Linked DNA regions of Homo sapiens: region 2 is linked to region 1. A link is a contact called in ENCODE Hi-C data. All regions are on one chromosome and are shown on one strand. The core of a region is the stretch at or near the end of the contact, and the rest is flanking DNA. Distances in the headings are between cores, read along the strand shown. Region 1 overlaps LOC105370802 (a long non-coding RNA gene). Region 2 overlaps LOC105370802 (a long non-coding RNA gene).

Evidence for each region. Hi-C counts contacts between places; a loop is a spot of excess contacts on that map. Pooled maps may share reads with other maps.
Region 2: a loop to region 1 is called in a map of PC-9, with 8 times the contacts of the local background. The contact joins two enhancer-like sites. A Hi-C loop is called at or near these places in 7 of 168 maps with a recorded cell type or tissue (Calu3, MCF 10A, PC-3 and 4 more) and 3 of 50 pooled maps.

Annotation. Positions count from the first base shown.
Region 1 is chr15:45,853,442-45,857,398 of GRCh38, forward strand. All of the region lies in intron 2 of LOC105370802 (a long non-coding RNA gene), which reads left to right. Among named protein-coding and RNA genes, the nearest start is that of SQOR, 220 kb to the left of the region's middle. Within about 2 kb of position 2,255, at least 4 of the 41 ENCODE cell types and tissues checked have a DNase peak (open chromatin) inside an H3K27ac peak, as active enhancers do; they include PC-3 and PC-9, where a contact is called at or near this core.
Region 2 is chr15:45,918,149-45,922,389 of GRCh38, forward strand. All of the region lies in intron 2 of LOC105370802 (a long non-coding RNA gene), which reads left to right. Among named protein-coding and RNA genes, the nearest start is that of SQOR, 290 kb to the left of the region's middle. RefSeq lists an enhancer at 1,413-2,612. Within about 2 kb of position 1,848, at least 4 of the 41 ENCODE cell types and tissues checked have a DNase peak (open chromatin) inside an H3K27ac peak, as active enhancers do; they include PC-3 and PC-9, where a contact is called at or near this core.

The DNA of each region.
Region 1 (3,957 bases), core at 1,005-3,504:
GCCTGGGTGCAATGTTACCTGGCATTCTTCTTGCTTTTTTCCTATGGGTGCTCAGGCCAGCAGCTGGCACTATTTGCCCCAAGTACTTAGCTTGTCCCAACATTCTGACGCCATGCTCATAGCTGATGCTACATGAGTGAGTGCATAGGGAGGCACGATTGTGCTAGCTAGGCCATCCACTGGTCTCAGAGTCCTTAGAGAACACTCTTCAGCTTCTGTTTGGCTTCTTGTCCTCCTGATCAGAGGAATGACCCCTCCTCTCTCAGATGGTTCCTTGCTCTGGAAAGAATGGAGAACTAACATCAAAATCGGATGATTATTCACCCCTTGGGATTCTGACTTGAAGAATTTCTTAGGTTGGAGGTGGTAGGTATTGGTGCAGGCAGTCTTTCGTTTTCTGTCTCCTCGGCAGAAGACATCAGATGTTTGGTCTTCTCCAAGAAGGGTGGCTGGGGAAAATTAGTGCAGCCTTCTGAATAGGTGTATGATTGATTTGGTGGTGCTAGCTCTTGATTCTACTTACAATGCCTATAATTTTTGAAAAATCTTCTACCTTCCAGTAAAGAAAAATTCCATTTCCCACACTGAAATTATCTTCTACTTCTCATTTATGATGCTGTAGTTTTCCACCCCCCCGTTCCACTCCCTAACTTCTTTATTATTATTATTATTATTATTATTATTATTATTATTATTATTGTTTTTTAGACAGTTTTGCTCTTGTTGCCCAGGCTGGAGTGCAGTGGCGCGATTTTGGCTCACTGCAACCTCCACCTCCTGGGTTCAAGAGATTCTCCTGCCTCAGCCTCCTGAGTAGCTGAGATTATAGGCGCCCACCACCATGCTCGGCTAATTTTTTGTATTTTTAGTAGAGAGAGGGTTTCATAATGTTGGCCAGGCTCGTCTCAAACTCCTTAACTCAGGTGATCCACCCATCTCAGACTCCCAAAGTACTGGGATTACACAGGCGTGAGCCACCACACCTGGCCCACTCTCCAACTTCTTATGTCCATTTTCCTAGGCCACTTCTAGAGATGATAGCACATAGATCTCAAAATAGTTTTAAAATCTTGAGTTATTAGTTTAAAACAGCATTAGGAGAACTTACAAGTACTTACTCTGTCATAACCTGGTTCAGCTTGTCCCAGGCTCTGTGCCATCGTGGAATCCTTTCTGTTTCCTCCTAAGTCATTTGGTCTCTCCTTTCGCCTTGTCTGAATCAGGTCTGCCCTCAATGCCAAGTCAACACCTGCCTCCCTTTCTCAGGGTACAGTCAGAATGTAGATTATGTCTCAATTCAAGTATGCCTTGAGAACGAGATTTCCATAGAGTAAAAAAAAAAAAAAATCACTGTGAAAGAGATAATGGGAAAAGAAGATGAACAGCTGCCTCTCTTGGGGTGGGGAAGAGAAAGAGAAATCAGAAAACATACATGGGAGAAAACTACTTTTTTAAGAGTTGGCTTTTCTCAGATGATAAGTAGTTTTATGAAACGAGTTTACTTGAAATCACATGGCCTTGGTTCAAACTTTGGCTCTACTACTTATTGCTGTGTGACTTTGGACAAGTCACTTAACCTCTCTGGTCTCAGGTTTTTTGATATTGCCTCAGGACAATAATATCCGATTTTTGGGAGGTTGTGAGAATTCAAGTTTCAAGTGTTGAGAACAGTGCTTGACACGTAGTAACTACTCAACAAACATTAATTTTTGAAAAGCCATATGTTTTTGGACCAAATTTGCCAATGTTAAAATGACCATAATAATGATAACAATATTCACAAATCAATGCCTAGAGTATCTGGAGCTGGCGGTGCATGTTTGCAGGCCTGGTTCTCAGGCAAGTCCAGGAACCTAGAAGTTTGTTCCTCTTCTGCAAATGCTGGGGCAATGGGAAGGGAACAAAGCAGATAAGGTTTCCAGACCACAGTCAGTTGGCAATCCCTGCCCTGGTAAATAGAGGACTGTGTGATGTCTGTTTACCGTGTGCTCAAGAAAGGAATTCCAGCCTGGCTTTCTTTCAACTTGGTGCTAACCACCTGGAGAGGAATAGTTTAAGAAAAGATTTAAAGTACCAGTACTTTTCAACAGAGCTATGAGAACCTGCTTGCTAAAAATTCATCTTGTCTAATAATTACATTTTTCAAAACTCTGCAGAGCTGTGATGGTCCCCGTGGTTAGTACATCCTCTAACACAAACAGACCCAAGCAGACAAGAAGGGTGGGCCTGATGCAGGACATTTGCCCAGAGCCGCCAAGTCAAAGTGAGCTTTGTGTACAGCCTGCTGGCTCATTAGGGGTGTAGCTGCTGCATGCTGGTTCATTAGGGGTGTAGCTTCACATCCAGGTTCCCTGGGCTCTTCAGGACAGAGAGGCAACCTAGTGAATGGGAAAGGACACTGGCCTAGTGGGAGGTGTTTGGGTCATGAGGGTGGATCTCTCATGAATGGCTTAGTGCTGTTTCAAGACTAGAACCAAGAATGAGTTGGATTAGGAGGTCTAAGATTCAGAGAGCTGAAGTTCTTCTGCTGTAAAAAGAGGTTCATAACATGAAGATCTACCTATTTGCCAAGGTCACGGGAGAGGTCTAATGAGAATAAAAACTATAAAGTGCTGTTCAAACATTAGATGGAGTCATTACCTGTTCTGTTGATAGAGTACCAGAATACCTGTATGTGAGTCTGTGCATATGTTCCTGTGTGCTCGTGACAAAAACAGACTCACTTTAAACACACACATTTTATATTGCTGTTCCTATTATTTCTGGATCTTTAAGAAAAATAATTTGCAAAAGTAATAATGCTTGCAGCAAACATTTACGTATACTTTCACTTCTCTGAGGCAACCACTGTCAGCTTTGTTTTAGTCTGAGTACTCCGAGAAGCAGATGCCAATCTGGTTAGACATGCAAGAGATTTATTAATGAAAACACCTGTAAGGACAATGAAGAGTGAGTCAGGGGAGAGGAGGAGAGTCATCTGACTGAAATGCAGACCTGAGGCCTGTGAAGAGAGAGAGAAGGAAGGAAGGTCTTAGATAGTAATGCAGTTTTGAGAAAGTTTCACTGAGAAAGACACAGACTTTGAGGCAAAGTCTTGTGTCAGGAGTTGTGCCTCTCCCAGAAATGGACCTGCTTTTGTATTCTTACTGCATTTATTCATTGGCTGGGATCAGCCTCACATTGTCATGGCCGCTGCAGTGCCTAGTCTTTCAGACTTTCTCTATGTCTATGTAATCTTTTGTAACACACACACACACACACACACACACACACACACACACACATGCATGAATATGTATAGATATCTACATAAACACTTACAGTTTTGTGGGTAGAGCCATGCTTTACATTTTGTTTGGCAACTTGCAATTTTCATTTAATAACAATTTTTTATGAACATCATCATATCAGTATATGATATGGTTTGGATATTTGTCTCCTCCCAATCTCATGTTGAAAATTGATCCCCAGTGTTGGAGGTGGGGCCTGGTGGGAGGTGTTTGGGTCATGGGGACGGGTCCCTCATGAATGGCTTGGTTTTGTCCCAAGACTAGAACCAAGAGTGAGTTCTTGCTCTACTAGTTCACATGAAAGCTAGTTGTTTAAAAGAGCCTAGTACCTCTCTTGCTGTCTCTTTCTTGCCATGTGACACACCGGCTCCCCCTTTGCCTTCTTCCATGATTGGAAGCTTCATGAGGTCGTGACTAGAGGCAGATGTTGGCACCATGCTTTTTGTAAAGCCTGCAGAACTGTGAGCCAAATAAACTGCTTTTCTTTAGAAATTATCCAGCCTCAGGTATTCTTTTATAGCAACACAAACAGACTAATATAGTATATATAGATTCTTCTCATTATTTTTAATGTGAATGGAATTTTATTATTTGCTATACTGAATTTTATTTAACTCATCCTCAGTTGATTTGCATTTGAGTTCCTTTCAGCTTTTCACTATTATAC
Region 2 (4,241 bases), core at 598-3,097, 64 kb after region 1:
GAAGAAAGACTTCAGTTGTCAGCTTCTTATTGCCTTAACTGAAGGCCATGCCCCTTGTGAGGGCTGCCTACATCTGATGACTGATGTTTATGGGGATTTGAAAGCATGGACAGCACTGAAGAGCCCCCATACAAAAAAAAAAACTTTCCATAGGGTTCATGGAGGCCTTCATTGAAACTACATTACAGCCAAACTTCTCCTTTCACCCAGTCTGGCTTTTTTTCCTTTCTTTTTCCAAGAATATGCACTAACAACCTTCCTGTCCATGAATTCTCATTAAGAAGTCTGCTTCCTGCAGAATTCAACAGGTAACAGCTTCTTACAGCCAGCTCAGGCTAATCCACTACATCATAATTATCAGAACATCATGAAATTGGCCTACACACTGCAGTATTAACTAATAAGAACGTATAGGGCTGGGAAGGAAATGTGGGGCACTATAAAGGATTGGAATTCCAGAATAGAAGAGGATGGATTAAAAGGGCAGGAAGAAGTAAAGAAGAAAACCAAGCATATTGGTGTAGCTACATCTGTCCTCAAGATTCAAGCTTTGGGGTTTAGACATTGATGGAGCATCTGAAAACTACTCTCCCCATTCTACCAACTTCACTTGAACTACTTAAATTACAAGGAACATCTAAAATCTCTATAATATTTCCTATTCTCACTCTGTTTAGAATGCTTCTACTTACCTTCCCATCTGATCCTTACACCAGTCTCTGTCTGAAGTGGTACCATGCTTATCTTACAGAAGGAGAGAATCAGAGAGTTTGGGTGACTTGTCCAAGGCCACCCAGCCAGAGGCCAGGGCTCCAGGGCCCAAGGCCAGTGCATTGTCCACACTGTGGGAGTTTCCTCTCAAATGAAGGAGCTCAAGAGAGCCAGAACAGGCACTTCCCCCATTTTAAGTTCAGTACATTTTTTTAGAGTTGCCTGTTTCCTGGTATTGTTTGCACAGCTTGAATAAAACACCCTGGGGTCTCTGGCCTGCATGAGGACACTGCAAAAATAATGGAAATCAAGTTAGAGTTAGAGAAAAACGCTGATTCTCTCGGCTGACACCTTCTGCTCTCTCCACAGGTGTAAATACTACTCAACAAACCCCTTTAGTGCACAAAGCTAGGGGTCTATTTATTTTTAAAATTAAAAAAGCCTATCTGATATTTTGCTTGTGGTCTCAGAGCTTCTTGCTATGCCACTGTGCACCTGCACTGTTGGTGTAATAAATGCCTGGGGGATGTTCCCTGAAGTTTCCATGGGGCCTACATTAGTTTTATTTTCTTTATGTGGGTCTAAGCATTACTGAGCAGATCAAAATCAATTCCTGGAAGACCAGAAGACCATTTGATAGAGTTGTGGCGTAGCTGGCAAGGGATACTCTGCTATGAGTCTTGCTACTGAATATTTTAAAACAGAAATAATTCAAGAAACTGGAGAAAATCTCCCTCTGTCTTTGCATGACTCGCGAGTCTTTGGATCTGTGTTCCGCTCGTCCTTGTCTTCCATAGCTTGTATTGCTCTGGATGATGGTGGAGTGCCAGGATTAGAGTATAATGTGTATTCCCTTTTGTCTCTCTCTTGAGACCTATGGTTAATTTTTTTTTTCACATGTAAGTAAAATAAGCAAATCTCTAAGAATACTAATAGTAAAAAAATAGGGATGTTTCTCCTCCTCTCTCCGCTCTTGAAAAGCCCAGTACAGCCCGCTCCCATGCATCAGCTGGGCTGGGCGGCCACACCTCTCCCTCCAAGGCTGATTCAGCAGTGAGTTTCGTAAAGCTGTTCTGACGCTTGAGAAGTCCTCTTAACACTAAGCAGGTAGTGGATTATGGTTGCTTACTTGCTTTATTTATTTATTTATTCATCCTTTTGATGTTTTCTTTCTAATAAGAGGTATATGAGTCATCTGTTGTGGACTTTATTTTGTGAAGGAATGCTTGGCATGATAAGAACTCTGTAGAAGTTAACAAGTTGAAGAGGAAAAATGACTCATCAACACCGACATTTTATATCACTGTGTGGAATGAAGAAAAATACTACCACAAAATGGAGTTGTGGGTGATGGTTAGGAAATTAGACAAGAGCCATATAAACAGAAAGGCACTTCTTTTAGTTTTCTTTTTTTAAAAGTTTTTTTTTACTTTTGTTTTTTACAATAAAGAACAGGACAAAATGCATTTCTATCCAATTGAATGATTTTAGTTAGTGAATATTTTAAAGAGAAAGTGAGTAGGGATGGTGGTAGAGGGTTGGAGAAGACTCACAGGGTAATAAATCATAGCAATTTAGAGAGTACAGTTTGGGACTATGCTACCATGGACTAGATAAGGGTATTAACTGGGAGCTAGACCTCTGGGTACTGACACCATGGGCTAAATTAAGTGAAGAGCAGATGAGGGTCACACTCAAACCATTCCCACCCCTGCTGTCTAGGTGTCATCTACATCTCAGCTATAGCCAGAGACCAACTTCTTAATGTTAGCTGGTTTGCTCTAGCTAAAACTGATTAACTTTATTGAGGGCTAGTTTTTCTCTCTAAGAAGGTCCTTTTATTTACTTATTTATTTTTGAGACGGCATCTCGCTCTGTTGCCCAGGTGGGAGAGCAGTGGAGCAATCTCAGCCCACTGCAACCTTTGCCTCTGGGGTTCAAGCGATTCTTGTTCCTCAGCCTCCTGAGTAGCTGGGATTACAGGCATGCACCACCATACCCAGCTAATTTTTTTCTTTTTTTTTTTTTGGTAGAGATGGGGTTTTACCATGTTGTCCTGGCTGGTCTCAAATTCCTGGCCTCAAGTGATCCGCCTGCCTCGGCCTCTTAAAGTGTTGGGATTACAGGCATCGTGAGCCATGACACCTGGCCAGATGGTCCTCTCTTTGCCCAACTTTGTGCTATCAGGAAGGAGGCCTGAGGAGCTATGAAGCACGGACCAGCATCTTTCTAAATAACCAGATCAACTGAATCAACTGTTATAGTCAAAGGAGTGACAGATACTTCTTTAGATCCTTCCTTCCTTGCATATTAACAAAGTTAACTTACATAGAACAAAATACACATCTTTTTACAACATGCAATTTTCATTGGTATATAGTGCAATGTTTTCCAACACAAAGTGCCTCTCAGTCTGACAAGAATGATTCTTTAGAAAAGATCCCAGAGTTAAGATAACCTGGAAAAGACAGCAGTAAAATAAACCTTCTTCAAAAAATATTCTCAGAAGGTAGGAAGGAAAAGTGTGGTAGACACAGATATGTGCTGTCCTTCTGAGAAGGACGTCTGCTTAGCTGTGGGGCTTTGGGGAGTGTGGTCAGCAAGATTGCTTCCAGCTGTCAGCTGCTTTGGGCTCTCTCAGCTAGAGACAGTCACTTGGCCAGGTTTCTGCCTTTTCTAGGATGGTCTGTCATAACTGAGGGAGGTTTCAGCCCACCAGGCAGCTCAGATTGGCAATACACATTTCTGAGCCTCCTGCCAGCTTCCTGAAGACTTTATTAGGCCTGCGTTGCAGTTCAGCAACTTCCTGATTCCTCAGTCCTGCTTCCACATGCTTTCTTTCACAGGTGTTGACTCTTAACAAATAAGTGTCTTGCATCACAAACGCCAATGAGATGTCTGCCGGGGAACCCAGCCTGTGACAATTGGTGTCTGTTTCTGAAAAAGCAGGCAGTAAGATGCAGATCTGTAAGGCAAAACTGTGAAGCAGACAGAATATAGTTCGAGAGCACCTCCCATTGCCCCATCTGCCCTGTTCCCACCCTACTGCCAAATGTTCCCTTCCCAAATATCTAGGGTGGTCTTGCTCTTCTGGATCCCTCCACTTCCCCATCCTATGGTTCCCTACACTCTAGGTCCTTTTGCTTTTGTCTCCTGGATATCAAAATTTATGTCTAATATATAGTACATGTAGGTATGAACAGAGGATGGTATCTTAATGTTGCACTCAAAAAATGTTTTCCCTTTACTGGGTACAGTCAATTGGCATTCTTAAATATTGACTTTGTGCTATGAAATGTGGAAGGGATTGGTTTCTTGCCCAAGAGTTTCCTTGTTAGTTTCACCTGCCTTCAGCCTTGTCCTTTGTACATGTGTTTGCCACACTGTCCCTTAAACAGCCTTTCTTTCTTTTTTTTCTTTCTTTTTTTTTTTTTTTTTTGAGATAGAGTCCTGCTCGGTTGCCCAGGCTGGAGTGCAATGGAGCGATCTTGGCTAACTGCAACCTCCAACTCCCAGGTTCAAGCGATCTC